2 separate regions of the Homo sapiens genome follow, and region 1 is linked to region 2. A link is a loop called in an ENCODE intact Hi-C map of the cell type or tissue named here. Cell type or tissue: HepG2. All regions are shown on one strand. Each heading gives the region's core, and the rest is flanking DNA. Links, peaks and the distances in the headings are about the cores only. Region 1 has its middle 39 kb from the start of ZNF385B. Region 2 has its middle 160 kb from the start of SESTD1.

Region 1 (16,911 bases), core at 3,134-11,133, 480 kb after region 2:
TTTTTAGTATTGCAAATGGGCAAGAAACAGGGCCATGCTTTTTAAAATACAAAACTGGGAAGAGTCTCTGAAAAACCTGAAATACTCAAAAGTTTCAGTTGGGCTATATATTTTTCCTATTTGTTAATATAACTGGCATCCAAATCCCCTAAACCAAGTGGAATGGCTGGTAACCTAACTAAATAGTTTAAATCACTGAAGGAAGCCAATCTCAGTAAGGATGGGCACAAATAATCACCAAGCCTTGTTGATTGGCCTGATCACAAATTCATGACTATCACACTCACTGGGGCTCTAACAGCCTCTGCCATCCATCCATTTACTCATCTCAGAATGAATCTCTATTCCACTCACAATCTTTTTTCTCCTCTGCAGCTCTCAGCTTCTTTGTGCAGCCTTCATTCTCAACATAATATCTCACTGTCTAACTTGGATGGGTCCAATTTCCTCCCATCCATATCTAATTTTAATTTCATTTTACCTTCCCTACCCTCAATTATTTATGCTTCAGAAAACCAGTGTCCTTACTCGCTTCCAAGATGACCAGTTCTTCCACCAGACCCTATGCCCACTCACCTTCTTTGGGGCTTTATTCTATCCCTCCACACCTCTCCATCCATATTTTAAAAAGTCACTTGTTACAGTCACATATTGCTGCATATCAATCACCCCAAACCATCAGTGCTTAAAACAATATTTATTTGCTCAAGTCTGCAATTTAGGCAGAGTGGGGGCTCCTCTGTGATCAAGTGGCATCGTCTGTAGCTGGAAAATCCAAAATGGCTTCTTCACTTGTGTCTGGTGCCTGAGTTGGGGTGCCTTGAACAACTGGGGGATGGCTGGACATCTTTCTCTCTCTCCATATGGTGGTTCCACATGGATAGCATAGGTTTTCCCCACAGCAGGGTGGTGTCAGGTAGTCAGACTTCTTCTATGGCAGCTGCCTTCTTCCAAAATACAAGAGCAGAAGAAGCAGAAGCTGCCAGGTCTTCTTAATACCTTGGCTTGGAAGACTGTCTAAGAGCATCACATTCTGTTGGTCACAGGGCCATCCCAAATTCAAGGGGAGTGGAATACACAGGGAATGAATCCCAGGAGATATAGTTCATTGGGGGTCACCAATGTAAGAGACTACTACCCCACCTCTTCATTGTATTTTTAGAATCCACTTCCATTATCCTAATAAAACTATCTTCCCAACCTTATTCTTCCTAAAGAGTTATAACCTACTCTCATTTACACTTCATCACCACTTCTCAAAAATCATTCTTTACTCTTGTTTCCTCCAAGCTAACACTTCTTTTACTCCTCAACCTGCTACAAGCTGGCTTCCAGTCTCATCCCATTATTAAAAACTAACATCAACTTTCTACTTGTTAAATCCATGTGTCTTCTTCGTCCTCCTCTAACAGTATTTATCTGAATCATTTGTTTCTGTTGACCTCTTCTTGAAGCTCTCTCCTCCTTTGACTTCTGAAACATTGTGCGGCTTTCTTCAAACTTTCTCCTTCCCAATACCTTTCTCTAACTCTCCTTTCTCTTTCTCTGCATAAATGTGGGAGGCTTCTGCATCACCCCCCATCCTGTGTTCCTCTGTCTGTCACTAGGCTATCACAATCCTACCCCCGTAAAAATCTAGAAACCACCCCCTCTTTCCATTTCCATTGCTCCTACACTAATTCTGAGCCTCATCTCTTGCTCATTAGGCAAATGCAAGAGTCTTCTATTTCATCTCCAACACTCCAGTTTCTTCCTCTTTCAATCCTACAAACCGGTATAGAAGTTACCTTCACTAAACAGAGTGGTCTATGCTCAAAAACTTTGCCCCGTGACTTTTCCCAGAATGCCAATCATTCTATCTCACTCAAATCACTCAGTGGTATAAATATTAGATTACATCTAAGAGGAAATTTAAAAAAATACGTAGAAGCATCAAGCGAAACAACTCTGCATTTTCCCGAAGTACCTGCTTAACTGCCTTACTTTGCCATCTTGTTTTAAATCATCACTCTAGGATTTATCACCAACCGATGCTCATTAAATTTTAATAACCCTCTGGGATATATGTGATAGAGTGACACTAAACTTCTCCCATAACTAGCATGCATATATATATATAAACATTTCAATTAAGTGTATGAAATAATATGCAAATCTGTACAGTGGGATAAGAAAATATTGGTGAGTATTTCACGTTGTAAGAGGAAAATACTTGGTTACTCTCTGTAACAAAAACAACAAAATTATACTATGTGCCTGGTGAGCAATTAATGCTCTACTTCATTTTCACAAATAGATTTGTTTCTAAGATATATAGATCAATAAATCAATTCTATTTTCATATCTCCTTATAATTTAACATTTATTGTTCACTCATCTTTGTCTAACAATTTTCAACTTTTGTGCATTAGACTGCTTAACCCACCCCTAGATCCTCTATCAAGTAGTTAATGGTCTGGAAACAAATACCAAAGTTCTTGTTTTAAAGGAATATCAGTGTCAATACTTCTGCAAACTGAGTGATTAGATATTAATTTGTAGCTTGAAAATTCAATTTGGCATACAGCTCATGTATGTATTTACAATTTATGATTATGCTGAGTTCCAAAGATGAGTTGAAAATTGATTACTGAAAAATTGGAATGAAATGTTTCCATCAAAATCGTTTTAGTCAAGTTTTCCAAACTGATTCTTTTAAACTCTAATGCTGGTGACCTGCAATATATTAGTACCATTAATAAGTAGATCAATTTCAGGATCCTGGGACCAGAGTGCCTTCGATGTTAAAGGAAGAAAGAAGAGAAAGGAGAATAGTTTCCTCTTGCAATCTTTGCTGGTTGGTAATAAGCAATATTTCAATACTGCAAATTTTGCCAGCAGCACTCTTCTACTCCCTATATTTCTCTTTCTTTCCTATCCAGTTCCATCATCAGGGTCTTGCCCTAAAAGCCTCTTTTTCAGTCCCCTGCTTGAAATGCACTAAAGAATGTATTTCAGGCTTTGATATTACTTAAAGCCATCCTGTCTCTTCAAAATTGCCTTCCCATCCAGCTGGACAAAAATGTAGGGAACAAGGACTCTGGTGGGGAGAAGAGCGAGAGTAACAATCTCACTTAGTACATCTACAACAGGCCTAAGGATGAGAGAAGAGAGTTCACACTTTTTATATCTAGGCAATATTTAACAGCATTAATAATGTAGTGGAATGGACATTATGGATGAGAGAAGGAAATGATGAAAAGGGGAAATGCTATAGGCTCTGCAAAGAGAGGGATGATTATAAAGAAAAAGAAGAGGGGAGAACTCTTTAGTCAAGTCTGACAAGGTGGGGTTGCCATTTGTATGTCAAGGACATTCATTAGTTGGGAACTTTGTGGCTTAAAGCAAGATCCTTCTATGGTCATGATTCAAACTAGCAAAAGCAAATAAATCATGATGTCAGTATTTTTCAGTTTTTCAAATATATCAAGAATAAATATCCAGTTTGCACATTAAAAGAAAAATAATTAGATATAAACAATTTTTAGTCTTAATGTTTAAGTATTTTTCTTTTGAGTTTTAAATAATTCTTGACAATCTATGGACAAACTAGAAAATTTAGTGCATTGATATTCATACATTTTGTGATTTCTTGATTGTGGAATTTATAGAAAAACAAAAGAGAATTTGTAAGTGGGAAATGTGATGATTTAACACAGAATTATAGACAAAGTTTTATTGCCTAATCATCCATATGGCTCTTATATTTCTATAGCATTTTGCTCTGCCCAATGCACTATTACAGTAATGAGCTGTCTCTGTTCCAACCTAAGGCCACGAGTTCCATTTACCCTATTCTCTCTCCGTTACTCAAGGAATTTGCTCCTGCAATTCTCTCCTCTCAATTGAATTATTTCCATCAATATACAAATATGCTTCCACCTCTCTCATTTAAAATAAAGATTCTTCTCCTTGGAGAAATAGATGATTTCAGATGTAAGATAATAATTCTACAAGGTGAGCCAAGAACAGCTTGTTATACCAGATAGCAAGAAAGCTGTAATAAACTATGAGGGCATGTCAAAGGATGGTAAATTGAAGAAGCTTTCCTGCACACAAACAGGAATGATTTCAGTGTCAATAAGAATAATAACTTCAACACATTGAAACACATTAAATATATTTAAATTCATGAGTTCGATATTTTAAAAATTGCTAATTGTTAGAGGATACTACATAACTTATTTACTACCACAAAACTGTTAAAGAGAAAGAATTCAATGTTTATTCTGCCTTTCTTAAACAAACTCTAAGCAAATAAATGATGAAGGAAGTATTCAAATTAATAAATGATGAAGGAAGGATAGAATTAGAATGTCACCATTTTGAAATATTTAGTTGATGAATATATTGGAGCATCGAGCGTCAGTGGCTGCTAACATCACAGAAAGAGCAGCAACCAGACATTACGTTCTTCTTGATGGATAAACATATCACCACCCATGAAACAATCTCGTCCCCACAAAAAAAAATTAAACCTGAATCTGATCCAACTATTTCATCCAACTGTTTATGCTGGGGAAATACAAAAGAAGAGGAACATATTAAACAAAACCACAGAAGTTTAATAAGAAATTCTGCTATAGTCTGACTGTGTTCCCCAGAATTCATGTTTTAAAAAATACCCAATGCATAAGTGTTGGGAAGTGAATTAATGCTGCATTGGGTATTAAGTGTTTGAAACACGAATTCTGAGGGACACAGGTTCTCTTCTTGCTGCTTTTCTGCCATGTGAGGACATAGCATTCCTCCTCTCCAGAGAATACAGAAGGCGTCATGATGGAACCAGACATCTAACCTACCAGTACCTTGATCTTGGACTTCTCAGCCTCCAGAATTGTGAGAAATAAATTTCCGTTTTTAATAAGTTACCCAGTCTCAGATATTCTGTTATAGCAACAGAAACAGGCTAAGACAAATACCTAGACTATAGGTATACCTAGACTACCAATAAACAACCTAGTCTCTTCAAAAATAAATTGCAAGGGGGGAAAAGATAGAGAGAATTTATAGACTAACAAAATTAAGGAAGACACAGCAATGAAAGCCAAAAGGGATTTCAATGGTAGAATCTTGTTTGAAAATTCAAACAAATCCTACAGAATTATAAAATTTATGAGCCAATTTGAACTTTGAACCCTTTCTTGGACATTTGATATTAAGGAATTATTAGTTGTTTTGAGGTGTCATAAGGGTATTATGATTATATTTATTGCAAAAAGTCCTCATCTTTTAGAGATACAGTCTTCAAATGTTTCTAGAAAAATTAGTGATATTTAGGATTTGCTTCAAAATAATATAGAAATACAGCCAGGTGCAGTGGTGTGTGTCTTTGATTCTAGCTACTCAGGAGGCTGAGGTGGGAGAATTGCTTGAGCCCAGGAGTGTGAGTCTAGCCTTGGCAACATAGTGAGACATCATATACCTCCCCTACCCCCCAAAAATGTGGAAGTAGCTAAGTGCATACCAGTACGGATTAACAAGAATGTTAACTCTTAAAACTATTGGTTGGCACAGTGGCCCACACCTGTAATCCCAGCACTTTGGGAGGCCGAGGTGGGCAGATTATCTGAGGTCAGGAGTTCGAGACCACCCTGGCCAACATGGTGAAACTCGTCTCTACTAAAACTACAAAAATTAGCTGGGCATGGTGGCGCACGCCTGTAATCCCACCTACTCGAGGGGCTGAGGCAGGAGAATCACTTGAACTCGGGAGACGGAGGTTGCAGTCAGCAGAGACCGCACAATTGCACTCCAGCCTGAGTGACAGAGAGACTCCATCTCAAAACAAAAACAAAAACAAAAAAAACTCTTGGGGGTTCTGTACTAGTAGGTCTATTTTTGTACATGTTTTAAACTCTCCATCATAAAAATATTTTTTAAATTTGTCTCTTGATCCTGCACTCTTTTTGTCTACGGCTTCATTTTTCTGCTCCCTATTGGAACAAAGTTCTGCATAAAACCTGTCTCCACTTTTTCACCTTCCATTTTCACTCTTTCCAAACAGACATTTTGCTTCCCTTATTCCGGTGAAACTTTTGTTATCCAGTTGCCCTGTGACCTCTATAGGCCAAATCCAGTCCTCAATCTCTTTCCTCATCTCACTCAGCCTCTTAGAACATTAGCATCAATTGGACCATTCTTGATTTTTGTGCTGTCCCTGCCTCACAAGCTTCTAATTTCACTGGCTACTCCTTTGGTTTCTCTCAGAATGCTGGAATGCCACTGACTCCCTGTCGACACATGTCACTAGGTAATCTCTCCCAGTTCCACAGCTTTAGACCTGGTGGGAATGCTGATGGTTCCCAACTTTCCATTCTCATCCCTGAGCCCTAACTCATATGTCCAATGGCATGGCAATGAGTAGCAGGCAGAAATCTTAACATTAATGAATGAGCAATGAGACTCCTGATCCTGCTTCCTCCCACTTCACATATTCTCTCTCCCCACCCTGGTATCCCCCATCTTAATAATGCATCAACATCTTCCCAGTAACTCAGGCAAAAAACAAAACAAAACAAAACAAAACAAAAAACAAAAAACCCTCAAAGTTATGTTTGACCTTTTTTCCCCTACTCTGCACATTTAATTTGTGAGGAAGTCCTGTAAGCTCTGATTTAAATATATTCTAAACTGATGTTTTAGTGCGGTCAGACTACCATAACAGAATACCACAGGCTGGGTGGCTTTCTGTTTACAACAGTAATTTATTTTCTCATGGTTCAAAATTAAAATGCCAACTGGTTCCATTCTCAGTGAGGCCTCTTCCTGGTTTGCAGATAGCTGCTTAATTGCTGTGTCCTCACATGGCAGAGAGAGAGAGAGAGAGCGCACCCTGGTGTCACTTCTTATAAGGACACTAACCCTATTGTATCAGGGCCTCAGCCTTACAACCTCCTTTAACTTTGTAGGCCCTGTTGCCAAAATACAGTCACGTTGGCCTCTAACGCCTCAACATGTGAATTCTGGGGAAGAACACAATTCAGTCCACAGCACCTGAGCACAGTTATTTCAGAGCTCTTACATTTTTCCTTCTGCCTAGAATATTTTCTCCAATGTCAGGGCTATCATCTTTCCAACACTTGGAACTCAGGGCAAACGTCCCTTCCCAGAAAGCCCTTCCCTGAACCCTCTGTCTAAAGTACCCACATAAACCCAACTCATCTCAGTTACTCCCATCATTGCCTCTGCTTTATTTTCTTTATAATTCTGACCACTATCTAAAATACCATATAGTTATTTTCTCATCAACTGTATTGTGACTATTCTCACTAGCTTCACAGGAGCAGGGACCTTGTGAAGCAGGAGGGTGGTTGGCAGGAAGTGGTGAACGAGTGGATCATGATGCCCCCACAGTGCTCAAGGCACTTAACAGCAAGACCCTGCCTGTTTTGCCATCACTGAGCCACAGTGCCTACATTATTAGACACAGTAGATGCTGAATAAAAAATTATTGATTAAATGAATGAAGGAGTGTAAGCATCCTCAAATTGTAACTTATTAGCCCCTCCATCTTGGCCCTAGTCTTCTCCAATTTTCTTTGAGATTTGTACAGCTGTCACTAAAATAGAGTCATGCATCCCTTAACAATGGGATACAATTGGAGAAATGCATGGTTAGGTGATGTCATCATTGTGTGAGTATCATAGAGTGTACTTACACAAACTTAGATGGTATAGCCTACCATACGCCTAGGCTCTATGGTATAGCCTGTTGCTCCTAGGCAACAAACCTATACACATAATTACTGTACAGAACACTGTAAGCAATTATGACACACTGAGAAGTATTTGGTATTTAAACATAGAAAAGAGACAACAAATATATGGTATGAAAGATTAAAAATAAAAACAAACAGCACATCTGTATAGGGCATTTGCCAAGAATGGAGCTTGCAGAATTGGAAGTTGATCTGGGTGAGTCCGTGAGTGAGTGCTGAGTGAAGGCCCAGGACATTACTATACACTACTGTAGACTATGAACAAAGCACACTTAGGCTACACTAAATTTATTTTTAAAACTTTCTTTAATATTAAATTGACCTTATATCACTGTAACTTTTTTATTTTATAAACTTTTTAATTGTTTTTAACTTTTTCACTCTTTTGTAAGAACAGCTTAAAACACAAAAACATTGTACAGCTGTATAAAAATATTTCAATGTTTATATCCTTATTCTATAAGCTTTTATCTATTTTAATTTTTAAACTTTTTGTTAAAAACTAAGCTGCAAACACATTCATTGCCCTAGGCCAACACAGGGTCAGAATCATCAATATCACTGTCTTCCACCTCACCTTGTCCCACTGGAAGACTTTCAGGGGCAATACCCCACATGAAGCTGTTATCCCTTGTATCAATGCCTTCTTCTGCAATACCTCCTGATGAACCTGCCAGAGGTTGTTTTACACGTTAACTTTTTTTGTAAGTAGAAGTTCAACACTGTAAAATAATGATAAAAAGTATAGTATAGTAAGTAAATCAACCATTTATTATCATTATCAAGTATTATGTACTATACATAATCGTATGTGTACATAGTTCTGTACAACTGGCAGCACAGCACAGCTGGTTTGTTTATATGAGGATCACCATAAACACATGACTAATGTGTTGCACTAGGAAGTTTTGATGGCTATTACATCACCAGGCAATAAAAATTTTTCAGTTCCGTTATAATCTTATGGGACCACCATCTCATCTGCAGTCCATTGTTGACTGAAATGTTTTGCGGTGTATGACCGTACCTATTTTTTCTTCTTCCATTTTTAATGACTTCATAACTTCCAGATTCCTGCATCTTCTCAATGTTTCTCAAAATGATTTAAAGAATAAGTGACAAGAAATTTATATTAAACGTGTCTTAGTCTGTTTTATGATGCAATAACAGAATATCACAGACTAGTAATTTATAATGAACAGAAATACATTTGGCTCACAGTTCTGGAGGCTAGAAAGTCCAGGAGCATGGTGCCAGCATCTGGTGAGGGTCTTCATGCTGCATCATCCCATGGTGGAAAGGCAAGAGAGGATGAGAGAGAGTGAGAAAGAAAACCAAACTCATCCTTCCATCAGAAATCTACTCCCAATATAACAGCATTAAGCCATTCATGAGGGCTCTGTCTAACTACCTCTTAGAGGTCCCACCACTCAACACTGTTACACTGGAGATTAAATTTCTAACACACAAATGTTGGGGGACACATTCAAACCATGGCAAAAAGCGTAAGAAAATAATGATCTTCTAGTAATCATTGTGTCCAATTTAGCCACATGCTCTAAATTATTTCTATTTCTCTAACACAAAGGTTGAAAAGGGAAAATATATTTCTAACAAAATAAAAATTAAAAGAGGTTATTCTATACCAATCCTCCGATGTTTGTATGATCTATAATAATTCAGTGTATCAGTCTGTTCTCATGCTGCTATAAAGAAATATCTGAAACTTAGTAATTTATAAAGAGAAGAGATTTAATGGGCTCACAGTTCCACAGGCTATACAGGAAGCATGATGCTGGCATCTGCTTGGTTTCTAGGGAGGTAGTCCTCAGGAAACTCACAATCATGGCAGAAGGCAAAGGGGAGATAAGTATCTCACATGGTGGGAGCAGGAGCAAGTGCAGGGTGGGGGACATGCTATGCACTTTTAAAACAATCAGTTGTTTTTTTCTAGTATATTATTATTATTTATTTTAAGTTCTGGGAAACGTGTGTAGAACGTGCAGGTTTGTTACATAGGTATACATGTGCCATGGTGGTTTCCTGCACCTATCAACCCATCATCTAGTTTTTAAGCCCTGCATGCATTAGCTATTTGTCCTAATGCTCTCCCTCCCCTTGCCCACCACACCCCGACAGGCCCCAGTGTGTGATGTTTCCTTCCTTGTGTCCATGTGTTCTCATTCTTCAACTCCCACTTGTAAGTGAGAACATATGGTGTTTGGTTTTCCATTCCTGTGTTAGTTTGCTGAGAATTATGGCTTCCAGCTTCATCCATGTCCCTGCAAAGGACATGAACTCCATGGTGTTTTTTTTTTTTTTTTTTTTTTTTTTTTATGGCTGCATAGTACTCCATGGTGTATATGTGGCACATTTTCTTTATCTGGCCTATCACTGATGGGCATTTGGGTTGGTTCCAAGTCTTTGCTATTGTGAATAGTGCTGCAATAAACATGAGTGTACATGTGTCTTTATAGTAGAATGTTTTATAATCCTTTGGGTATAAGCCCAGTAATGGGATTGTTGGGTCAAATGGTATTTCTGGTTGCAGATCCTTAAGGAACTGCCACACTGTCTTCCACAATGGTAAAACAGCCAGATCTTGTGATAAGTCACTCACTATACAGTACCAAAGAGGATGGCGTTAAACCATTCATGAGAACTCTTCCCCCATGATCCAGTCACCTCCCATCAGGCCCCACCTCCAACGCTGAGGATTACAATTCAACATGAGATTTGGTGAGGACACAGATCCAAACCATGTCATTTTGCCCATGGCCCCTCCCAAATCTCAAGTCCTTCACATATTTCAAAACACAATCATGCCTTCCCAACAGTTCCCCAGCGTCTTAATTCATTCCAGCATTAACTCAAAGGTCTAAAATCTCAAGCCTCATCTGAGACAAGGCAAGTCCCTTCTATCTATGAGCCTGTAAAATAAAAAACAATTTAGTTACTTCCAAGATACAATGGGGATACAGGCATTGGATAAACATTGCCATTCCAAAAGGGAGAAATCAGCCAAAACAAAGGGGCTGCAGGGCCCTCACAAATCTGAAACACAGCAGGGCAGTCATTAAATCTTAAAGCTCCAAAACAATCTTCTTTGACTCCATGTCTCATATCCAGGGCAGACTGATGCAAGGGGTGGGCTCCCAAGGCCTTAGGCAGCTCCACCCATGTGGCTTTTTAGGCTTCAGGCCCTGTGGCTGGTCTCAAGGACTGGCACTGAATGTCTATGGCTTTTCAGGTGCAGGGTGCAAGCTGTCAGTGGATCTGCCATTCTGGGGTCTAGAGGACAGTAGCCCTCTTCTCACAGCACCACTAGGCAGTGCCCCAGTGGGGATTCCTTGTGGTCCAACCCCATATTTCCCCTCCACATTGCCCTAGTAGAGATTCTCTATGAGGGCTCTGCCCCTGCAGCAGGTTTCTGCCTGGACATCCAGGATTTTCCATACACCCTCTAAAATCTAGATGGAGGCTCCCAAGACTCAACTCTTGTACTCCATGCACTGAAGGCTTAACATTACATGGAAGCCACCAAGGCTTATGGCTTGTCCCTTCTGATGTAGCAAACTGAGCTGCACCTGGGCCCCTTTGAGTCATGGCTGGAGCGGGAGCAACTGGGATGTATGGAGCAGTGTCCTGAGGTGAGGCTGTGAAGGGCAGTGGGGCTCTGATCCTGACCCTCAAAACCATTCTGTTCTCCTAAGCCTCTGGGTCTGTGATGGGAGGGGCTGCTGCAAAGTTCTCTGAAATGCCTTTGAGGCTTTTTCCCCACTGTAGTTGGTTTTCTGTTTCTTTGTTAATCTGCTTAGGATAATGGCCTCCAGCTGCATCCATGTTACTGAAAATGACATGATTGTATTCTTTTTATGGCTGCATAGTATTCCATAGTGCATATGTACCACATTTTCTTCCTCCAATCCACTGTTGACAGGCACCTAGGTTGAGTCCATGTCTTTGCTATTATAAACAGTACTGTGATGAACATGCAAGTGCATGTATCTTTTTGGTAGAACGATTTTGGATATATACCCAGTAATGGGATTGCCAGATCAAATGATACTCTGTTTTAAGTTCTTTGGGAAATCTCCACACTGCTTTCCACAGTGGCTGAACTAATTTACATTCCCACCAACAGTGTATAAGCATTCCCTTATCTCTGCAGCCTTGCCAGCATCTGTTATTTTTTGAATTTTTAGTAATAGCCATTCTGACTGGTATGAGATGGTATCTCATTGTGGGTTTAATTTGCATTTCTCTGATGATCACTGATGTGAACATTTTTTTCCCATGTTTGTTGGAAACTTGCATGTCCTCTTCTGAGAAGTGTCTGTTCATGTCTTTTGCCCACTTTTGAATGGGGTTATTTGTCTTTTGCTTGTTGATTGGTTTAATTTCTTTATAGATTCTGGATAATTAGACCTCTGATGGATGCATAGTTTGCAAATATTTTTCCCATTCTGTGTACTCTGTTGATAGTTTCTTTTTCTGTGCAGAAGCTCTTTAGTTAAATTAGATTTTATTTGTCAATTTTTGTTTTTGTTGCAATTGCTTTTGAGGACTTGGTCATCAACTTTTCCCCAAGGCTGATGTCCAGAATGATGTTTCCTAGGTTTTCCTCTAAGATTCTTATAGTTTTGAGGTCTTACATACAAGTCTTTAATCCATGTTGAGTTACTTTTTATATTTAGTGAAATATAGGGGTCCAGTTTCATTCTTCCACCTATGGCTAGCCAGCTTTCACAGAACCATTTATTAAATAAGGGGTCCTTTCCCATTGCTTATTTTATCAGTGATCAAGTGGCCACAGGTGTGTGATTTATTTCTGGGTTCTCTATTCTGTTCTGCTGGCCTATGTGTCTGTTTTGTATCATGCTGTTTTGGTTATTGTAGCCTTATAGTATAGCTTCAAGTCAGGTAGTGTAATTCTTCCAGCTTTGTTCCTTTTGCTTAGGATTGCTTTCGATATTTGGGCTCTTTTATTTTTTTTGCCTCCATATGAATTTTAGAATAGCTTTTTCTAGCTTTGTAAAAATAGTGTTGGTAGCTTGATAGAAACATTTTTAAATCTGTAGATTACTTTGGGCAATTTGGCCATTCTAATGATGTTGATTCTTTCAATCTATGAGCATGGCATATTTTTCCATTTGTTTATGTAATCTATATAATATCTTTCAGCAGTGTTTTGCAGTTCTTTTTGTAGAAATCTTTCACCTCTTTAGTTATATGTATTCCAAGGTATTTATTTTTTGTAGCTATTGTAAATGGGATTGTGTTCTTGATTTGGCTGTTTTAATGTTGATGTATAGAAATGCTGATTTTTGTGCATTGATTTTTGTGTCCTGAAACTTTATTGAAGTTGTTTATCAGTTCCAGGAGCCTTTTGGAGGAGTCTTTAGGGCTTTCTAGGTATAAAATCATATAGTTAGTGAAGAGAGAGAGTTTGACTTCTTTTACTATTTGGATATCTTTTAGTTCTTACTCTTGCCTGATTTCTCTAGCTAGGACTTCCTCTATTAACACTTTGATATTTACCTTTCCCCACTTTTCCTGTTTGTGTACACACACACACATACACACACAAACACAATACCCACTTTTTTCTAATGAAAAACAGGATTTTTCTATATCCACATTGTTTCACAATTCATTTTGTGACTTAACAATATATCCTGATCATCTTTTCAGACCATGCAGATCTACCTTGCTTTTTGAAAAGGTTGTGTTATATTCCATTGCATGAACCACTGATTTTATTCATGCCTCTACTGATGGGCATTGAAATGATTTATCAATTGCTTTAATTATTTATTGTTGTGTCAAATTACTTAGTTTAAAGCTGTTTGTACATGTGTATTTACAGACTTGTATCGTTATTTTCCTAGGTTTCATTTCCAACATTTAGACGGCTCTCTTAAGTGGAATGAACATTTTCCTCCCAAATTTATGTTTCTATTTCAATTCCTGTCAACAATTTATGGCATTGCCCTCATCAGATCAAAATGCTCAAAATATTATCAGGCTTTTACATTTGTATCAAGCTGATGGACAAAATTATCTTGATGTTTTAATTTGCATTTGTTTAATTCTGAATTAAGTAGAACACCTTCATATGAATCCACTAGCCACTTATATGTAGAGAACTTTGATATTCTTTTTTAATGTATAGATAACTAAAATATCCTGCTGATATCTGAGATGGCTTATACTAGAGCACATATTAGAACTATTAAAAATTGATAAAATGCAGAATGGATTAGGCTTCTGTGTTGTATATAAGGCACAAATGCATTTTAATATGTGCATTTCAATAAACATTTATGGGATACTTACTATGAACCAGGCACTTCCTTTGGCCCTTGGAGGCAGAGATTAATATGACATTGTTCCTGAACTTGGAGGTTTTCCATCTAATTTAATATCTTAAGATAGGAAATTAAAATATAAAAATGACCAGATTAGAAGCTTTATGTAAAAAAAAAATTGTAAACTTACAAAAACATTGGATACAGACTCATAAACTGGATCAATGAATACGCTAAAACAAAACTTCTAATGAGAAAAAAATGTACGACTAGGATTTCACCATAATGGGTAAATTGATTGCAGGTTAGCATTAAACACATATTAGATTTGTATAATAAAAATGTGTTGAGGTTTCAGTAGGTGAGAACAAGTTTAATTTCCTCAGCAGTCAGGAGAATATGCATGAAGAGTTGATAAATTGCCTCTCTCACTTCTTAAAACCTCTGCATGGAGATTCTGTGATGGTTTAACAAATGGCTGAGTCCACTGGGAGACTGCGTTTAGTTTCTCAGATGTAGTCACTCATAAAAAAGTTATAGTTTGTAATAAAATCATTTCAAATATCAAAAGAAAATGAGAGTGAAAACCATGTGTGCAATTCTCTGCAAAGCTGAGAAGCAAAATGCTCTCACTTCAGACACCTTATCAAGCACTGCAAAACTGAAAATAATTCAGTTCAGGATTACACCTGGGATGCCAGATGCCTGCGCCATTGGAAAAGTGAGGCTGCCTTGATTCTGGTCCAGAGTGGAAGTATTTATGAGGTTAAATGCAACTTTCCTCCCCTAAAACTGCCCCAGATTATGAAAGGTTTAGCTAAATTGGCCAGGATAAATCTTCCACGTCCAAACAGGACAGTTAAATTAGCTTATCAGTGGGATAGATGAGTAAGGAGTCCTCCCATCTCTCTACAGAATAGGCAGCCATGTCCTTTTCCATATTTTCTTTTCTTTTCTTTTAAGTTTCCAAGAAGCCTTGAAATCATCAGGTGGCAGTAGAATAGATGGAATAAGTTTGAGCCAGGAGATGCTATCAGTAGTTCCTTCTACTGATTTTTGCCCGAGATACTTCCAACACCCTATGCTCTGGCAGGTGCTTTTAAGTGGGAGGGAAAGCAGGATATGAACTCTAATCTGGGCATTCCTGTGGCATCTTGAGTTCGGGTCTCAGCACTACCTTGTTGGCTCCAAGGCAGTCTCAAACTATCTTAAGGACTTGACTTGTGTCAGAGCCCGTGATGGCCAGAATAAAAATGTCAAGCAGCTTATTTGGCCTGAGGCAAAGATTTATGTGACCACTTCAGCTTTCTTTTTTCCCTGCCTTTATTGTATAATTAGTACACAAAAACTTCACATAATTAACGTATAGAATTTGGTGAGTTTGGACACATGAATGCACTCATGCTGTCATCACCACCAAGATAATGAACATATCCATCACCCATCACCTCCAAAGGATTCTTTGTGCCCTGCCTTTTTTGTGGTAAGAACACTTAACTTGATATATACTCTCTTAAATTTTTAAGTGTACAATATCTTCTTGCTAACTGTATTAATGTGTTGTACAGCAGATCTCTGGAACTCATTCATCTTGTATAACTGTAACTTTATACCACTGAACAACAAGTCTTCATGTCTTCCTCACTTCATTCCCTTGGACCACTATTCTATTATCTGTCTGCTTGCATATGTTTGACTATTTTAGATGTCTTCTGTGACTGGCTTATCTCACTTAGCTTAATGTCTTCCAGGTCCATCCATGTTGTTGCAAATGGCAGAATTTCCTTCTTTTTTAAGGCTGAATAATATTCCTCTGTGTGTGTGTGTGTGTGTGTGCGCGCGTGTGTGTGTGCATGTGCGCGGGCATGTGTGTGTTATTCATCTGTTGATAGACAGTTGGGTTATTTTCATACTTTGCTATTGTGAATAATGCTGCAACGAACGTGGGGATTACAGATCACTTTGGCCCTCTGATTTAAATGCAAGTCCTATTCCAGCCTTGATTATATCAGATTGAGCTTTGGTATATGTTGAACTCTTGAATCACAATGTAACTGATTGCAATTTGGAAGACTAACAGAAAACTCCGTGCAGTAGATTGAACTTGGGCTCCCCCCAAAAACTGTCCAAGTTCTAACCTCTGGTACATGTCTATGTGACCTTATTTTGGAAGAAAGATCTTTGCATAATAAAGTTAAGCATCTCAAGATGAGATCATCGTGGACTTAGGGGAGGTCCTAAATTGAATGGTATCTTTCTGAGACGGAAGAAGAGAAGACACAAAGAGAGGGAAGGACCACATGCAGATGGAGGCAGAATTTGGAGTGATGCATCTTTGAGCCAAAGAACACCAAGAATGGCCAGAAGTCACCAAGACCTAAGAGAAAATCATGAAAGGAATTCTTTCTCAGAGCCTCCAGGAAGACCCAGCCCAGCCCTTCCTTGATTTTGGACTTCTGGCATCCAGAACTCCAAGTGTCTAAATCTCCACCGTTTTAAGCCATCCAGTTTGTGGTAATTTGTTACGGCAGCCCTGGGAAACTAATTCACCCCCACGATTCAGATACAAGAGTTTAGTATGCTCTGTGCTGGCACTGTGCATCAGGAACCCTATAAAATCACACTTTAGGGCACAGTGGAATACAGCAGACAGAACACAGGGCTTGGAGCAGACAGATCTTCTTAGTTACTGCTGTCTATACTTGGTAAATTCTTCTCTAAGCTTTCTTTTTGTGAGACCAGGAAAGCAGTGTGGGAATATGGGACAGTAGGCAGGTAGCATAAGTCAAGAATGTATTAGAGGTTATCAATGCTGGCTGTACATTAACATCACCTGGGGAA
Region 2 (16,911 bases), core at 6,003-14,002:
AGGTCGATGACTTCAGCCTTTCAGCATTAATTTTGTGTTCTACTGCTTACTCATCTCCCTTGGTTGCTTTACCCTCCCCCTTCTCCAATTTCTCAGTAACAGCTGAAACTTGGTGCTTGTGGAAAGATAAAAAGCTCTAGGTTGGTTGAATAAATAAGAAAATAAACTTTTGTCACAGTTAGAATAGTTCAGATTTTAACAAGCCTGGCTATATTGTGTCTGGGGCTCAGGGCAATAAGAATGTGGGCCTCTTGCTCAAAAGCAGGAAAGATTTCCATTGAAAATACTAATATATAAAGCTTTTCCTTTTGAAGTAATTTTATTAATTATGATACCCAATAGGGGTAATCATCATTTTAAGAAAAATTTTAAGTTATTAGCATAAATTTAACTATTCAACTTGATATTATGCAATGCCAGTTTTAATAAGTGTATTTAACTCATTTGCAGAATTACCAGTATTTTGTAGTTCGTGTATGCATATGTGTTTAATTCCTGCCTGAACAGTTGAAATACAAAAAAAATTGCTCTATTCACTTCTTGTTACACACACATTCTGCCAACATTCTATCTTTGACTCACTGATGAATAAGAAATATCTCAAAGAAAAAGAAACTTTAGGTTATTCTATCTTTTCCTTTAAAAATATTTTTAGGCCGGGTGCAGTGGCTTATGCCTGTAATACCAGCACTTTGGGAGGCTGAGGCGGGCAGAGCACGAGGTCAGGAGATCGAGACCATCCTAGCTAACATGGTGAAACCCTGTCTCTACTAAAAATACAAAAAATTTTAGCCAGGCGCGGTGGCGGGTGCCTAGTAGTCCCAGCTACTCTGGAGGCTGAGGCAGGAGAATGGCGTGAACCCAGACGGCAGAGCTTGCAGTGAGCCAAGATCGCACCACTGCATTCCAGCCTGGGTGACAGAGCGAGACTCTGTCTGAAAAAAAAAAAAAAAAAAAAAAAAAATATATATATATATATATATATATATATATATATATATATATATTTTTTTTTTTTTTAATGTAAACTTTAGCTAACACAGGGAAGTAATGTGAATAAGAAAGGATATGATAGCATTCTTTGGATATTTGTGTTTTTAGATTAGTTATTTGGATTACTTTCTTTGTTTGAAGCAAGTTCTGGTTTAAATTAATAGCACGGACTCTCAGGGTCCCCACTTACTCTTAGAGTCTTAGGTGTGTTTATATAGAATGAGCATGAATTCTGGTAAACCCACAATGGATGTGAGTTCAGTAATAGTATATTATTGTCATGTTAATTATATTCCCTGATTATGAAGAAATATATAGCATATTTTCATATGCTTATTGGCCATTCAAGTATTATTTTCTCTGAATTGCCAGTTTATAAAATTTACCACTCTCTCCCTTTTTCTTTTTTGCCTGATGCTGAGGTTTGGGCTTCCAGTGATCCTATCACTCAAGTAGAAAACATAGCACCTGGTAAGTAGTTTTTCAAACCTTCCCCAACTCCCTCACCTCTTTCCCCCTTTTGGAATCCCCAGTGTTTATGTTTCCATCTTTGTGTCCATGAGTACCCAATAGAACAACTTCAAATGAACAACTTAACCTTACCCCTAAAGGAACTAGAAAAACAAGAACAAACTAGATTCAAAGTTAGCGGAATAAATAACTAAAAATCAGAGCAGAACAAAATGAAATTGAGAACCAAAAAAAAAAAAAAAAAATAGGACCAACAAATTGAAAGTTGGTTTTTCGAAAGGATAAGCAAGATTGATAGAGCACTAGTTAGATTAATAAAGAAAAAAAGAGGGATGATTCAAATAAGTACAATCAGAAATGACAAAGGTGACATCACACCAATCCCACAGAAATACAAAAGATCCTCAGAGACTATTATGAACACCTCTATGCACACAAACTAGAAAATCTAGAGGAAATGGATAAATACTTGGAAATACACAATCCCCCAAGACTGAACTAGGAAGAAACAGAAATCCAGAATAGACCAATAATGAGTAATGAAATTGAATCACTGATTAAAATAAACTACCAACTACAAAAAGCCCTGGACAAGATGGATTCATAGCCAAATTTTACTAGACGTACAAAAAGAGCTGGCACCAATCCTACTTAAACTATTTCAAAAACTCAAAGATGAGACTCCTCTTTAATTCATTCAATGAAACCAATATCATCCTAATACCAAAATCTTGCAAAGATGCAACAACAACAACAAAAAAGAACACTTCAGTCCAATATCCCTGATAAACCTAGATGCAAAAATCCTTAACAAAGTACTAGTAAACTGAATCCAGCCTTCGCACATCAAAAAGTTAATTCATCGTGGTGAAACGATCAAGTGAGCTTTATTAGTGGGATGCAAGGATAGGTCAACATGTGCAAATCAATAAATATGATAAACCACATAAACAGAATAAAAAACAAAAACTGTATGATTATTTCAATAGACGCAGAAAAACATTCAGTAAACTCCAACATCCCTTCATGGTAAAACCCTCAAACTGAACATTGATGAAACATAACTCAAAATAGTAAAAGCCATCTATGACAAACCCATAGCCAACATCATACTGAACAAATACAATTTGGAAGAATTCCACCTAAGAACAAGACAAGGATGTCCACTCTTACTTCTTCTATTGAATATGGTACTGGAAGTCCTAGCCAGAGCAATCAGGTAAGAGAAAGAAATGAAAGGCATCCAAATAGGAAAATAGGAAGTCAAATTATCTCTTTGCTGATGATATAATTCTATACCTAGAAAACCTGAAGATTTCACCAAAGGACTCCTAGACCTGATAAATGACTTCAGTAAAGTCTTAGACTACAAAAATCAACATACAAAAATCAGTAGCATTTCTATACATCAATAACATTCAAGCTGACAGCCAAATCAAAATTGTAATCCCAATTAACAAAAAATAAAATACCTAGGAATACATCTAATCAAGGAGGTGAAAGATTTCTACAAGTAGAACTACAAAACACTGCTGAAAGAAATCATAGGCAACACAAACAAATAGAAAAAATCCCATGCTTATGGATTAGAATAATCAATATTTTTAAAATGTCTATACTACCCAAAGCAATTTATGAATTTGGTGCTATCCCCAACATATTACCAAAGTCATTTTTAGAAAAAACTATTCTAAAATTCATATGGAACCCCAAAAGAGCCCAAATAGCCAAGGCAATCCTAAACAAACACAACAAAGCTGGAGACATCACTCTACCTGACTTCAAATCATACTACAAGGCTACAGTAACCAAAACAACATGGCACTGGCACAAAAATAGACACATAAAACAATGGAACAGAGTCGAGATCACTGAAATAAAGCTGCATTCCTACAACCAACTGATCTTTGACAAAGTTGACAAAAATAAACAATGGGGAAAGGATATTCTATTCAATAAATGGTGGTGGGAAAACCAGCTAACTGTATGCAGAAGAATGAAACTGGACCTCTACCTATCACTGTATAAAAAAAAATTAACCCGAGCTGGAATAAAGATTTAAATATAAAACCTAAAACTGTAAAAATTCTAGAAAAAAGTAGGAAGTAGGAAATACTCTTCTAGACACTGGCCTAGGCAAAAAATTTTTGACTAAGTCCTCAAAAGCAAATGCAACAAAAACAAAAATTGAAAATTGGGATCTAATTAAACTAAAGAGCTTCTGCACAGCAAATGAAATTATCAATAGCATAGACAGACAACCTACAGAATCGGAAAAAAAATATTTACGAAGTATGCACCCCACAAAGTCTAATATCCAAGGCTGGGCATGGTGGCTCATGCCTGTGATCCCAGCACTTAGAGAGGCCGAGGCAGGAGGATCACCTGAGTTCAGGAATTTGAGACCAGCCTGGCCAACATGGTGAAACCCCATTTCTACTCAAAATACAAAAGAATTAGCCAGGTGTGGTGGCGCCCGCCTGTAATACCAGCTGCTCAGGAGGCTAAAGCAGGCGAATTGCTCGAACCTGGGAGGCGGAGGTTGCAGTGAGCCAAGATAGCTCCACTACACTCCAGCCTGGGTGACAGAGTGAGATTCAGTCTCAAAAAAAAAAAAAAAAAAAAGCCTAATATCAAGAATCTATAAGGAACTTAAACAAATCAACAAGAAACAAACAACCCTATTAAAAAGTGGGCAAAGGACATGAACAGATATTTTTCAAAAGCAGACATATAAGTGGCCAAGAAATATGAAAAAAATAGAGACCATCACTAATCATGAGAGAGATACAAATAAAAGCCACAATGAGATACTACCTCACACAAGTTAGAATGGCTTATATTAAAAAGTAAAAAAAAATAATAATAATGATAACGGGTGTTAGCAATGTTGCAGAGAAAAGAGAACACTTATACACTGTTGGTGGGAATGTAAATTAGTTCAGCCCCTGTGGAAAATAGTTTGGAGATTTCTCAAGGAAATAAAAAGAGAATTACCATTTGACTCAGCAATCCCATTACTGGGTATATACCCAAAGATAATAAATTGTTCTACCAAAAAGACACATGTATTTGCATATTTATCACAGCACTATTCATAATAGCAAAGACATGGAATCAACCCAGGTGTCCATCAATGATGAAATGGATAAAGAAAATGTGGTACATATGACACCATGAAATACTATGCAGCCATAAAAAAGAACAAAGTCATGTACTTTGCAGCAGCATCGATGCAGCTGGAGGCAGTTATTCTGAGTAAATTGATGCAGAAACAGAAGACTAAATACTACATATTTTCACTTCTAAGTGGGAGCTAAACATTGGGTACACATGAACACAAAGGTAAAAACAATAGACACCAGGGATCCCAGAAGGGGGAAAGGAGAGAGGGAGAAAAGGCTTGAAAAACTATCTATCAGGTATCATGTTCATTGCTTGGGCAATGGGATCATTAGGAGCTCAAACCTCAGCATCATACAATATACCCATGTAACAAATCTGTACAAGTATTCCCTGAATCTAAAATAATAAAAAAAATTTAAATAAAATAATCTCCTAAAAATGTTATTGTGGTAGAAAATCTCCAAATATAGCTGCTGGCAATTCCCCCACTCTTGTATGTTGCCCCTCACATCAAGAAGCTGAGTCTACTTTTTCTCCCCTTGAGTCTTACAAATAAGATGTGCTGAAAATAATAATATTCTAGGACTTCTAAGACAAGTTCTTAAGAGTTCTGGCAACCTCCGCTTTTTTTTCCTTTGGATCCCTGCCACCATGCTATAAGGAAGTATAGGCTGGACTAATAAATGATTAGTGGCTACAAGGAGAGAAATGCTAGGGGTGGAAGAGCATCTCAGATGTCAGCCCCAGTCCAGATTCCAGATAAATGCAGGTTCAGTAGCTGACATCATGTCATGCAGAACAAGCCAGGTGAGCCATGCAAATTCTTGACTCACAGGATCATAAGAAATAACAAATCATGTGGTTTTAAACCATAAGATTGTGTTTCACAAAAATAGATAATTAAAGTTATAATAATTAACACAGCATGGTACTGACATAAAAGCAGACACAGATTAATGGAACTGAATAGAGAGCCTAGAAATAAATCCATGCATTTATGGTCAATTGATTTTTGACAAAGATGCCAAGAACACACAATGGGGAAAGAACAGTTTATTCAATAAACAGTCCGAGGAAAACTAGATATCCACATGCAGAAGAATGAAACTAGATCCTTATCTCACACCATATGCAAAAATCAGCTCAAAACAGATTAAGGATTTAAATGTAAGACCTGAAACTGTAAAGCTATTAGAAGTAAACATAGGGGAAAAGCTCCATGACCTTGGTCTAGACAGATTTTTTTTGGATATGATCCCTAACATGTAACATGTTTGCACAGATAACAAAAGCAAAAATAGACTGTTGGGGGTTGCATCAAACCAAAAAATCTTCTGTGCAGCAAAGGAAACAATCAACAGAGTGAAGAGAGAACTTACAGAATGGGAAAAAATATTTGTAAACGATAAATCCGTTAAGGGGTTAATATCCAAAATATATAAGGAACTCAAACAGATCAATAGCAAGAAAATGAAAAATCCAATTAAAAAATGGGCTAAGCACCTGAATAGAAATTTCTCAAAGAAAGACATATGAAAGACCAACAAGTATATGAAAAAAATGCTCAACATTACTAATCATCAGGGAAATGCAAATTAAAACAATGAGATATTACATCATACCTGTTAGAATGGTTATTATCAAAAAGACAAAAGAATTACCTAGGCATCGTGGCATGTGCCTGTAGTCCTAGCTACTTGGGAGGCTGAGGCAGGAGGATTGCTTGGGCCTAGGAGTTCAAGGCTGCAGTGAGCCATAATCATGCCACTGTACTCCAACCTGGGCCATGGAATGAGACCTTGTCTCTTGAAAACAAACAAACATAAAAGACAAAAGATAGAAAGTATTGGTAAGGATGTGGAGAAAAGGGAACACTTGCATACTGTTGGTGGGAATATAAAGTAGCACAGCCGTTACAGAAAATAGTATGAAGGTTCCTTTAAAAATTAAAAATAGAGCTACCATATTATCTAACAATCTCATTGCTGGGTATATGTTCAAAGAATATGAAATCAGTATATTGAAGTGATATCTGCACTCCCATGTTTATTGCAGGATTAGTCACAATAGGCAAAATATGGTATCAACCTAAGTGTTTATTAATAGGTGAATGGATAAGAAAATGTGGTATATATGCACAATGGAATACTATTCAGCCTTTAAAAAGAAGAAAATCCTGTCATTTGTGACAACATGGATGAATTAGGAGGATATTAGGTTGATTGAAATAAGCTGGATGCAGAAAGCTGAATACTTACTTACATGTAGAGTATTAAAAAGTCTAACTCATTGAAACAGAGAGTAAAATGGTGATTACCTAAAAATGTTATTGTGAACATTTTTACGCTGGAGGGGAGGGGTACTGGGGAGCTGTTTGTCAAAGGACACAAAATTTCAGTTAGGTAGGAGGAATAAGTTCAAGAGATCTATTGCCCATTGTGGTATTAACTACAGTTAATAGAAAACCCAGAAATAACACCACATGCTGCAACTATTTGATCTTCAACAAACCTGACAAAAACAAGCAACGGTGAAAGGATTCCCTGTTCAATAAATGGTGCTGGGATAACTGGCTAGCCATATGCAGAAGATTTAAACTTGACCCCTTCCTTATACCATGTACAAAAATTAACTCAAGATGGATTAAAGACTTAAATGTAAAACCCAAAACCATACAAACCCTGGAAGATAACTTAGGAAATACCATTCAGGACATAGGCATGGGCAAAGATCTCATGACGAAGATGCCAAAAGCAATTGCAACAAAACAAAAATTGACAAATGGGATCTAATTAAACTTAAGAACTTCTGCACAGCAAAAGAAGGTATCAACAGAGTAAACAGGCAACTTGCAGAATAGCAGACAATTTTTGCAAACTATATATCAGACAAGGGTCTAATATCCAGCATCTATAAGAAACTCAAACAAATTTACAAGAAAAAAATAAACAACTCCCTGAAAAAGTAGGCAAAGAACATGAACAGACACTTTTCAAAAGAAAACACACATGCAGCCAACAATCAATGAAAAAAAGCTCAACATCACTGATCATTAGAGAAATGCAAATCAAAACCACAATGAGATACTATCTAAGGGTCAGAGTGGCTATTATTAAAAAGTCAAAAAATAACTGGTGCTGGTGAGGTTGTGGAGAAAAAGGAACGCTTATACACTGTTAGTGGGAGTGTAAATTAGTTAAGCCAATGTGGAAGACAGTGTGGCAATGACCTCAAAGACCTAAAGACAGAAATACCATTTGACCCAGCAATCCCATTACTAGGTATATACCCAAAGGAATATAATTTGTTCTGTTGTAAAGACACATGAACACATATGCCCACTGCAGCACTATTCACAATAGCAAAGACATGGAATCAACTTAAATGTCCATCAATGATAGACTGGGTAAAGAAAATGTGGTACATATATACTATGGAATACTCTGCAGCCATAAAAAAGAAAGACCATGTCCTTTGCAGGGACATGGCTGAAGCTGGAGGCTATTATCCTTAACAAACTAATGTAGAAACAGGAAACCAAATTACCCATGTTCTTGCTTATAAGTGGGAGCTAAATGATGAGGGCACATAGACACAAAGGGGAACAACAGACACTGGGTTCTATCAGCGGGTGGAGGGTGGGAGGAGGGAGAGGATCAGGAAAAAAACTAAGGGTAGTAGGCTAAATACATGGGTGATGAAATAATCTGTACAACAAACCCCCAGGATACAAGTTTACCTATAAAACAAACCTGCACATGTACCCCTGAACTTAAAAGATAAAAAACAGTCTTCTTAATTAATTTATTTTAAAATATTATGGTAAAATATATAACATAAAATTTACCATTCTATTTTTAAATGTATAGTTCAAAGGCATTAAATACAATGACATTGTTGTACAGCCATCATCACCATCCCTCTCCAGAATTTTTCATCTTATACAATTGAAACTCTGTATCCATTATACAATAATTCTCCATTTTTCTCTGTGCCCAACCCTGGGCAACTAACATTCTACTTTCTGTATGAATTTGAGTACTCCAAGTACCCTTACTTGAAGAATCATACAGTATTTGTCTTTTTGTGACTGGCTTATTTCACTTAGCATAATGTCTTTAAGGGTTTATGCATGTTGTAGCATGTGTTAGAATTTCCTTAATTTGCAAGGCTTAATAATATTTCAGTGTGTGTATGTATGTGTGTATACATTTGTATACATAAACCACATTTTGTTTATCCATTCACCCATCAAAGGATATGGGTTGCTTTCACCTTTTGGCTATTGTGAATAATGTTGCTATGCATATGGGTATACATATATGTTTGTGTTCCTGTTTTCAATTCTTTTGGATATATATACCCAGAAGTGGAGTTGCTAGATCATATGGTATTTCTATTTTTTAATTTTTGAGGAACTGACAAATTGTTTTTCATAGCAGGTATGTCACTTTACATCCCACCTGCAGTGCATAAGGATTCCGATTTCTCCACATCCTCACCAACACTTGTTATTTTCTCTTTTTTTAATAGTAGCCATGCTGACGCATTTGAAGTGATGTCTCATTGTGGTTTTGATTTGCCTTTCTCTGGAATATCATTTTTATGACCTTGTCTGCAATATTTGTTATTATTTCTTCTAAAGGATTCAGACATAGAATGTTAATGAGCATAGAAATAAAGATAACTACTCTATATGAGAAAATAAAAATGAATTTAGTATCAGACGACAAAAGCTTGAGAAAATTTTTTGTTTTGTTTTGTTTTACTTAGTTTTTATGGGAAAAAATACACAGAACATGATATGCCAGAAATAAAAGAAACAAAAATTAGTACCTAATTTATTATATACATGGAATATGCTGAGAAATTTCAACACGTTTAACACTTTGGTAAAAAGCATAGGCCAATCCTTATATTTTTGTGACTTTCCAAGGTATTAGCACTTAGTCTTTAGATACAAACCAAAGTATCCAAAGACTACGTAAAAAGTATAAGGTTATAAAGTAATGGTTACTATGTCCATATTAAAGGTATAAAATAATGGCTAATATGTCTAGCTTTAGATCAGGCTATTTGGGTTTGAATTCTAGCTCTATTACTCATTTAACTGTGGGACACTGTGAACTTAGTAAACCTCTCTGGGTTTTGGCCTTCTTCATCTAGAAATGGGTATGATAATTTTAACAATCTTATAGACTGTAGTAAAAATTACAAATGTCAATATATTTCAAATGCTTAGTGTAGTGAAGTTTCCTATTTTTTTATATTTTTTTATTTTTTATTTTTTTTTACTTTAACATGTGTAGGAGTGAGACCGAATTTCCCTTTTTTGCCCTTAGAGACAAGTTCCTTGCATTATGAGGCACAGTGTTGGTAGCCTCCAGGGGGCACCAGAAAGCTGTGAGTTTGCTTGCGTCCTGGCCGGCAGATGTTGATAGCAGATTTAGGAATAGAAGTTTACCTGGGTCCCGTTTTCAGTCCCATTATTTCTCATTACTATATAGACTTCCTATGTGGGTAATTTGAGAAAGAAAACAGTTTCAGGAGTTCCTGTTAATTCCGTTGGAGATCTCAGGAGCAGATAGGAAAATTACCACTCTCCTATGTTCTTATAAACTCAGTTTAACCCTCAAGAGAATAACCTGAAAACCTGAGGGCTCTAGGATTGCACCAAGGTTATAGAATCTTTTATCTCAGGGCCCTAAGGAGAAGAAATATGTATTATGTGCTAGATATTGGGTTAGATGTTTTTCACACAGTAGCTTATAAATTATGTGTTATCTTGTTTAACTAAAAAAAATAATGTAAGTAATTTGTCAAAGTCACATAGCTAATGAGTGCCAGAGACAACTAAAATCCAGGTTCAATTCCAAACCATGCTACCCATGGAATTGTCTATCATTCATTGGGCATAATTATGGTTATTTTTATTATATTCCCCGTAATGACTGAAAGGGAGATAATCTTTGCAATTCACAAATTAGATGATGTTGGTGTCCTTGGAAGTATCAAGGAATTTTGAGATACTCTAAAAACAGCTCTATTGAGAAAGGATACTGATTCTGGCTTGATGTTTATTAAAAAATGAATAGCTGAATGTTCTATGATTTACTTACAAGTGCTTGAGCCTATCCAAGTCACAGAAGTAGACTTGGCATGGCCTTATTTATCAGAACTAGGTCCCAAAAATTGTAAACCTCAGAAAAATTAGGATTTTTGTTTTTCAAACTCTTTGTGCAGTCAGTTGACTACAGTAAGGCAGTGCAGGTCAGGAAGTAATTATACCACTGTTCATGAGCTTCTGTTCAAACACCACTTGTTTTCCTCATCTCACATGTTGACCCAGAAATGCGTTTAAAATATATTAAAAATATAAAACCTGACCTAAAGTAACAGTCGATTTCTTGTCATGTGATAATGATGCTCAGGGGCCCCTTTTATCTAAGGATTTCATAGTGCTTTATACACTCATTATCTCACAATCCATCTGTTCTACTTCATTTTATAGCAAAAAGATGGAGGCAACACAGAAATCACACAATATGTTGGTGTAGTGGCTTGAAAGGAAATTATTCAAATTCTGAACGCTTAGCCTATTCATCCTGATTTAATATGAACTTACTGGATATGGAGAGCAAGAAATATAATGGATGCTCTTATTGAGAGCTTATTAAGTCCTAGATTCTGTACTAGCTGTACTAAATACATACAAAGATCCTATTAGATCATTTAGACCTTTAAGACTTCAATGAGGTAGAAACTATTATTATCAGAGGGAAAAACTGAGGACCAGAGAGGTTATGTGCCCTCAACTGACAGTGAGGGATGAAACTTGGATTCAAACCAGGAAGGGCGCATGCTTCTTACTCATTATATGACATATTGTCTCTCAACATAGCAAAAGGTCTTGGATTTTTAAACATATTAAAGCTTAATGGTTACAGGGAAAGCAATTTTTTTTTGCTCTGATGTGTCTGAAGCACTGTATCAGTTATGAATTCTTGGATGTAAGCTATAGAAATTGATCCTGGCTAGCACAAAGGGAAATGGGAATTTATTGGTAGGAGAAGACAGAACTACTTACAGAATCTAAGAAAAGATGAGAGGCTGGGTCTTGGGAAGGACAGTTTCAGGGATCTAGAGACAACAACTAGTGGGAAATGCTTTCAGGACACCACTGCCCAATGAAGGATCCCTAATTCTCTCCATTTCTCAAGCTCCAGTTTAGCAGCATGAACTTGGATCACATACCCAATGTAGCCAGTGGTGGCCTAGGCATACCTACACTACACAGATGGGGAGATGGAAGTCTCAGGTGATGGCCAGGTGCTGATTACCAGCATTAGTAATTAGGGGAAATGACTGCTAGGCAGGACATGCACTAAACAAGATATTCTTGAGAAATAATGTGTGATGTGAAGCAGGTGCTCAAGAGGATCTGGAGCGAGATGAGGCAGGAAAGCCAGAGAAAATAAATCAAATGGTAAATAAGGGTGCAATATAAATTGCTAATTTTTGAAAGAGAGTGGAACTAAAATGTCTTCATAGCTTTTGCAGCCCTGAAACTGTAAAAAATAAATAAATAAAATCTCACACGACTTTATGACAATATCAGGGAGCAGTTTTCCTGATGATGAATACGCCCTCATCTGATCCTCCACTCAGAATGAGGAAGTTCCAGTTGCTATGTGTAATTCAGCATCTAGAGATCCTTGTCTTTATAATATCATGGGCTGTGTGAGATCTAGGGCTGGTCCCAGGACAAACTGACCACTGTTGGTTTTACTTATTTTCAGTGAATTATCGGGAATCTAACCCTGCATTCAGGGCCCATTTTTCCTCAGCTGCTTTTTCATCTTAGTTCTGCATTACTAAAGACCATCACTGTTGGCTGTTTCGATCATTTGAATCATGTACTGGTATCTTCTTCCATTTCACTTTCTTTCTGAAACTCAGCTGTTTTTGGTTTCTTGTTCTCTGTCGTAGGTTCTCTCTGTTTTTCAAGGCAACAGCTAATCTAGAAATCTAGAAATTTTAAACACAATTCCTAACCTCCAAGGGAAAAAAAGAAAGTTAAATTGTAAACTCCTCTAAATGTAGGTCTTCTATTTTAAGCCCCCAAAGAAGACCAAGCTGAGCACTTATTAATTGCTCAGCAAGTCAATAAGTATGTTTGTAATTTTGGCCACCTCTCAGCTTCTCTGTTTCCTCATCTGTAGATTGTGATAAGATTACCTGGTCCTTCAGGTGCATTGGAAGGTGCATATGAGAATAATCACATTAAAATGCCTTGAAAAGTAAATGTTGTGTGTACAGTGCTTGTACTTTCTAGAAGCAGTACCTTCCCTATTGCCCCAAAGCAGTAAGTTATACCTTAGTCACCAAAGCAGTCACAGTGTTTGTTTCAGACAAAATAGGAAGAGAAAGAAACACTGATGCCGATAGAAGGATGAGGTGGTTAGTGGGACCTATTTGAAATAGGCAGCTTCTTAGTGACCCTTAAATGTCACTTTATAGGTGCTTAGCCATCTTACCTTCATGGAAGAGTCGGTGGGTTCCATAAATAAGTTGAACTATTGGATGGATTCTATTTATGAGCAAAATAAACTACTTAAGACACTTGGAGACATATGACTGGTACAAGTGGGAGAAAAGAATAGTTTCAAATGACATCTCAATGAGTATCAGCTTTAAACAGTATCTCAGCACACAACTAAAGGATGCCCTTAAGTTGGCCATCACAAATTCAAATTTGTTGACCATATTAAATTATTTCACAAGAGATTAAATGGAGTAAAAAAGATGTATAAGAAAAAAGCAAAAGAGGTAAATCAAATGAAAAATTAAAAGAAAGCACCAACTCACATATTAAGTTTTTAAATAAATACAATTAACATTTATATTTATTGAGCAGTTGTGATATACCATGCATTGTTCTAAGCTCATTGTATGCGACAATTCATTTAATCCTCATATCAATCCTATGAGGAAGGAATTATTATTGTCACTTACAGATGAGGAAACCAAGGCACAGAGAGGTTAATACTTTGCTGTAGGCCACACAGTAGGTGGTGGAACCAGAAGTTCCAGACAGGCAGTCTGCCTCCAGAACCTATGTTCTCAACCACTAAATAAGCTACATTAAAGTAAAGAAAGTGCTCTGTGAGTATCAAAGATCCATACAAAATCAAGGTATTATGATCATGGTTATATCTACAGTACTATTTTTTTCTGAGACAAGGTCTTACTCTGTTGCTCAGGCTGGAGTGCAGTGATAGGATCATGACTCACAGCAACCTTGACCTCCCAGACTCAAGTGATCCTCCCACCCCAGCCTCCTGAGCAGCTGGGGCTATAGGTATGCTCAACTGGCTGATTTTAAAATTTTCTGTAGAGACAGAGTCTTCCTATGTTTCCCAGGCTGGTTTCAAAACTTCTAGGCTCAAGTGATCCTCCTACCTTGGCCTTCCAAAGTGCTGGGATTACAGGCATGAATAATATTTTTCAACAGAATGTACATTAGAGATAATCTAGCTGAAATCCTATTTTGCGTCTAAGGGAACAGGACGGGTTAACTGACTTGCTCAAGTTTACAGGTGACCTAAAGTAGAGTCTAAATTTGTTCTATTTTAGTCATTGAATATTAATTTGTTCTATTTAAGATATTGATAGCAGCACCCCTGCAACATCCCCCACCATTATATGGAAAGCATAGATTCTAATAATTTTGTTGTAATTCTGTTTTTTGCCAACACCTTTATAAGGTAGTTCAATACATTGAAAGAAACAAAATGCCAGTAGACTAGAAGAGGTAAATACATGAATATAGAAGCAAAAAGACAACAATCTCTCAAGTACTGAGCCTGCTTTTGGGTGCAGATATATTCCTAAGATTCAGCAAGTCAGTGCAGCTTCCTACCACTGGACCAGGGGGAACATCTGCATGTATTATCCAAGACTGCCTCCCACTCCCATCCCCTCCAACACACTTATCTACATGCCTAGCCCTTCAGTATTCTCACCTTGGAAACACAGCCACTTACTCCACCACCCTTCTCAGAGTTGTGTTCGGAGATGTCTGCCTCAAGGGATGCTTTCAGTGTTTAACCGTCATGACAATATGAAATAAATAAATGCTAAAAAAATAATTAGTTGTAATAAACTGAAGTTTTGAAAGAACTTTACTCCAGAAATGCCCCTGTATCTTAGACTAACATTGTCCAGTACCAAATCCCAAATAATGATGTAAAGGAGGTAATTATCAGGTATAATGTACAAATGAGATCACTGTACCATTATACTCACATTTGGTTGGCTTGGTGCAGGTGCCCTTGCCTGGGTGAGTCCCCAGCTCCCCAGGCTTTGGTGGGTTCTCCCAGAAGTGTTCCACATGTGTGGCACCTCCATGGCACGTGCACTGTCCCACCTCTCTGCTGGGCATAGATGTCCACTTCTGGTGGCTGTCCTACGAGTGCCTGAGGTGAAGTGGGGGAGACCAAATCTTTCTCCTTGGAATGAATCCAGACACAGGAGGCCAAAGCAGTGTCACTTGGTGGCCAGTGCTACTGAATTGAGAACAGTGGCCTCCTTTCTGTCCAGGACCAGACCTGCATCCAGGGAAGTGGGCTGGAGACAGGGTAGGGATGCTGAGCTATTTCCAGTTAATTCTTGAGAAGCAGAAACTCTAAGGAAAGTGTTTCCCTGAGTCCACAGAACCATCAGTGGTGATCCACAGATGGGTTTGCTGGAATCTGAGAATACATCTGGTGTGGTATAAGAAATTGAGTGTTGCAAATGCATAGGTAAATGTTTTCTGTGGTATTGGACAGGGTCCAATACCAATACTTTCAGCAGGTTCTCAAAGGGGTCTATGAGCCAAAAAGATTAAGGACTGTCTCCCCCTCCAAGGCTTTGCTATCAGGTTAAGCTTCTCAACCCATAGCTGCTTCCTCACTTGCCAGGGGTCCTTTGGGCCCTTCCTCTTTGGGACAGCTGACTGTGAGAGAAGGCCATTTGCTCTGCTCTGCAAAGAGATTCCTCCCTGCAAATTCTCCAAATATGCCTAAATATGCCTGAACCCAATAGAAAACTATGGCTCCAAAAGACATCCTTGCTACATGAGTTTAATTAAATTTAGAAAGGTAGGTTTGCACATCTTATTGCCAGCCCTCCTGCGTTTGTAGCAGAGGTTGTATTATCATTTTAAAACAGCCTTGGGGAAAAAATTCTTTTTCTTAGAGAGAGTGACAACTTATTCTGGGGAAATAGCAAGAGTGGTAATGGAGAGTGTTGATTTAATTAGTTTTACTGCCTATCTGCATCGCCTGGGAACAGGTAAAATAACTAAATAAAATGGTAGCAGTTCATCTTCGTGATCCCCACAATCAAGTCAGAAGGAACTTACTAAATAATGGAAGCCACTGTGCAAGGCACAGTTCAAATAATACTAAGAAGGTTTTAGGTCCCAGGATTCAGAGGCACACCTGCCATGGGCCCTCTGAAACCAAAGTCTAAAGGGATTGCACACACCGGTTTAAAGCAATAAAATGGCTCCTGCCTGGGAGAAGGCACCTTTATGTTGGAGTAGTTGGTGATGGGAGGGGGCAGAGGCCAGTATAAAATTTGGGAGGAAACACTATGTCGATAAGAATCTCATATTTCTATAGTTTGTATTGATTTGTACTTAATCCCACCCTTTCCCTGTTTTTTTGCTTTGAAGTGGTTCAGTTAATTAAATGGCTTGTTTACCTTTTCAGACTTATGTCCTAGAACATCCTATTTTCTTCCAAACATCTCTGGAGAAAGCAGGAAACTGCTTCCCACTTACTTGCAGGGGCAGCAAAACAACAGGCTTTCTTTTTCCTTTGGCTGTTTTTGTTGTAACAGTTCCCATCTGCTTCCTAGAGAAGAAAAAGAAAACTGCATTGCATTCAACACATGCTGGATCAAGGTTTCACACTGATTATTGAAATTAGAGCCAAGCGCATTTGCAATTGCTCCAGACGGGTCCCTTTATCGACTGAACTGCTCTTAGGAGGGAGCTGTGCCGGGAAGTCAAGCTTACCAGCGTCAAAGCTCTAGCAGCTAAAACAGTGCACCCCCTGCTCGTCGAAAATGACTCCTGATCTTCCTAAATGCCAAACTGGTCTTGTCTCTAAGGATTTTGACTTATCCTAAATTGTCAAGTTCCAGCATTGCCTAATAGCTTAGCTCCACTCCCTGTGTTTGCTTTTAATGAGCAGTATTTTACCTACGTCTCCAGATAGTGAGAGTAGGCGAGCAGGTTGCGTGGAATCAACACCGACTGGGACACCTGTG

The links. Peaks named below come from ENCODE experiments on the same cell type or tissue, not always from the same donor. Only the 100,000 strongest peaks of a DNase experiment are listed, where the experiment ranks them.
Region 1: it touches region 2 in a loop (5-fold over the local background); 3 of 110 quality-filtered maps call a loop at or near these places.

What each region holds. Positions count from the first base shown.
Region 1 is chr2:179,892,208-179,909,118 of GRCh38, forward strand. No RefSeq gene overlaps it. Among named protein-coding and RNA genes, the nearest start is that of ZNF385B, 39 kb to the left of the region's middle. In HepG2, for the core only: a CTCF peak has its summit at 6,876; a DNase peak (open chromatin) is centred at 6,874.
Region 2 is chr2:179,412,256-179,429,166 of GRCh38, forward strand. No RefSeq gene overlaps it. Among named protein-coding and RNA genes, the nearest start is that of SESTD1, 160 kb to the left of the region's middle. In HepG2, for the core only: a CTCF peak has its summit at 9,974 (motif pointing right); a DNase peak (open chromatin) is centred at 9,976.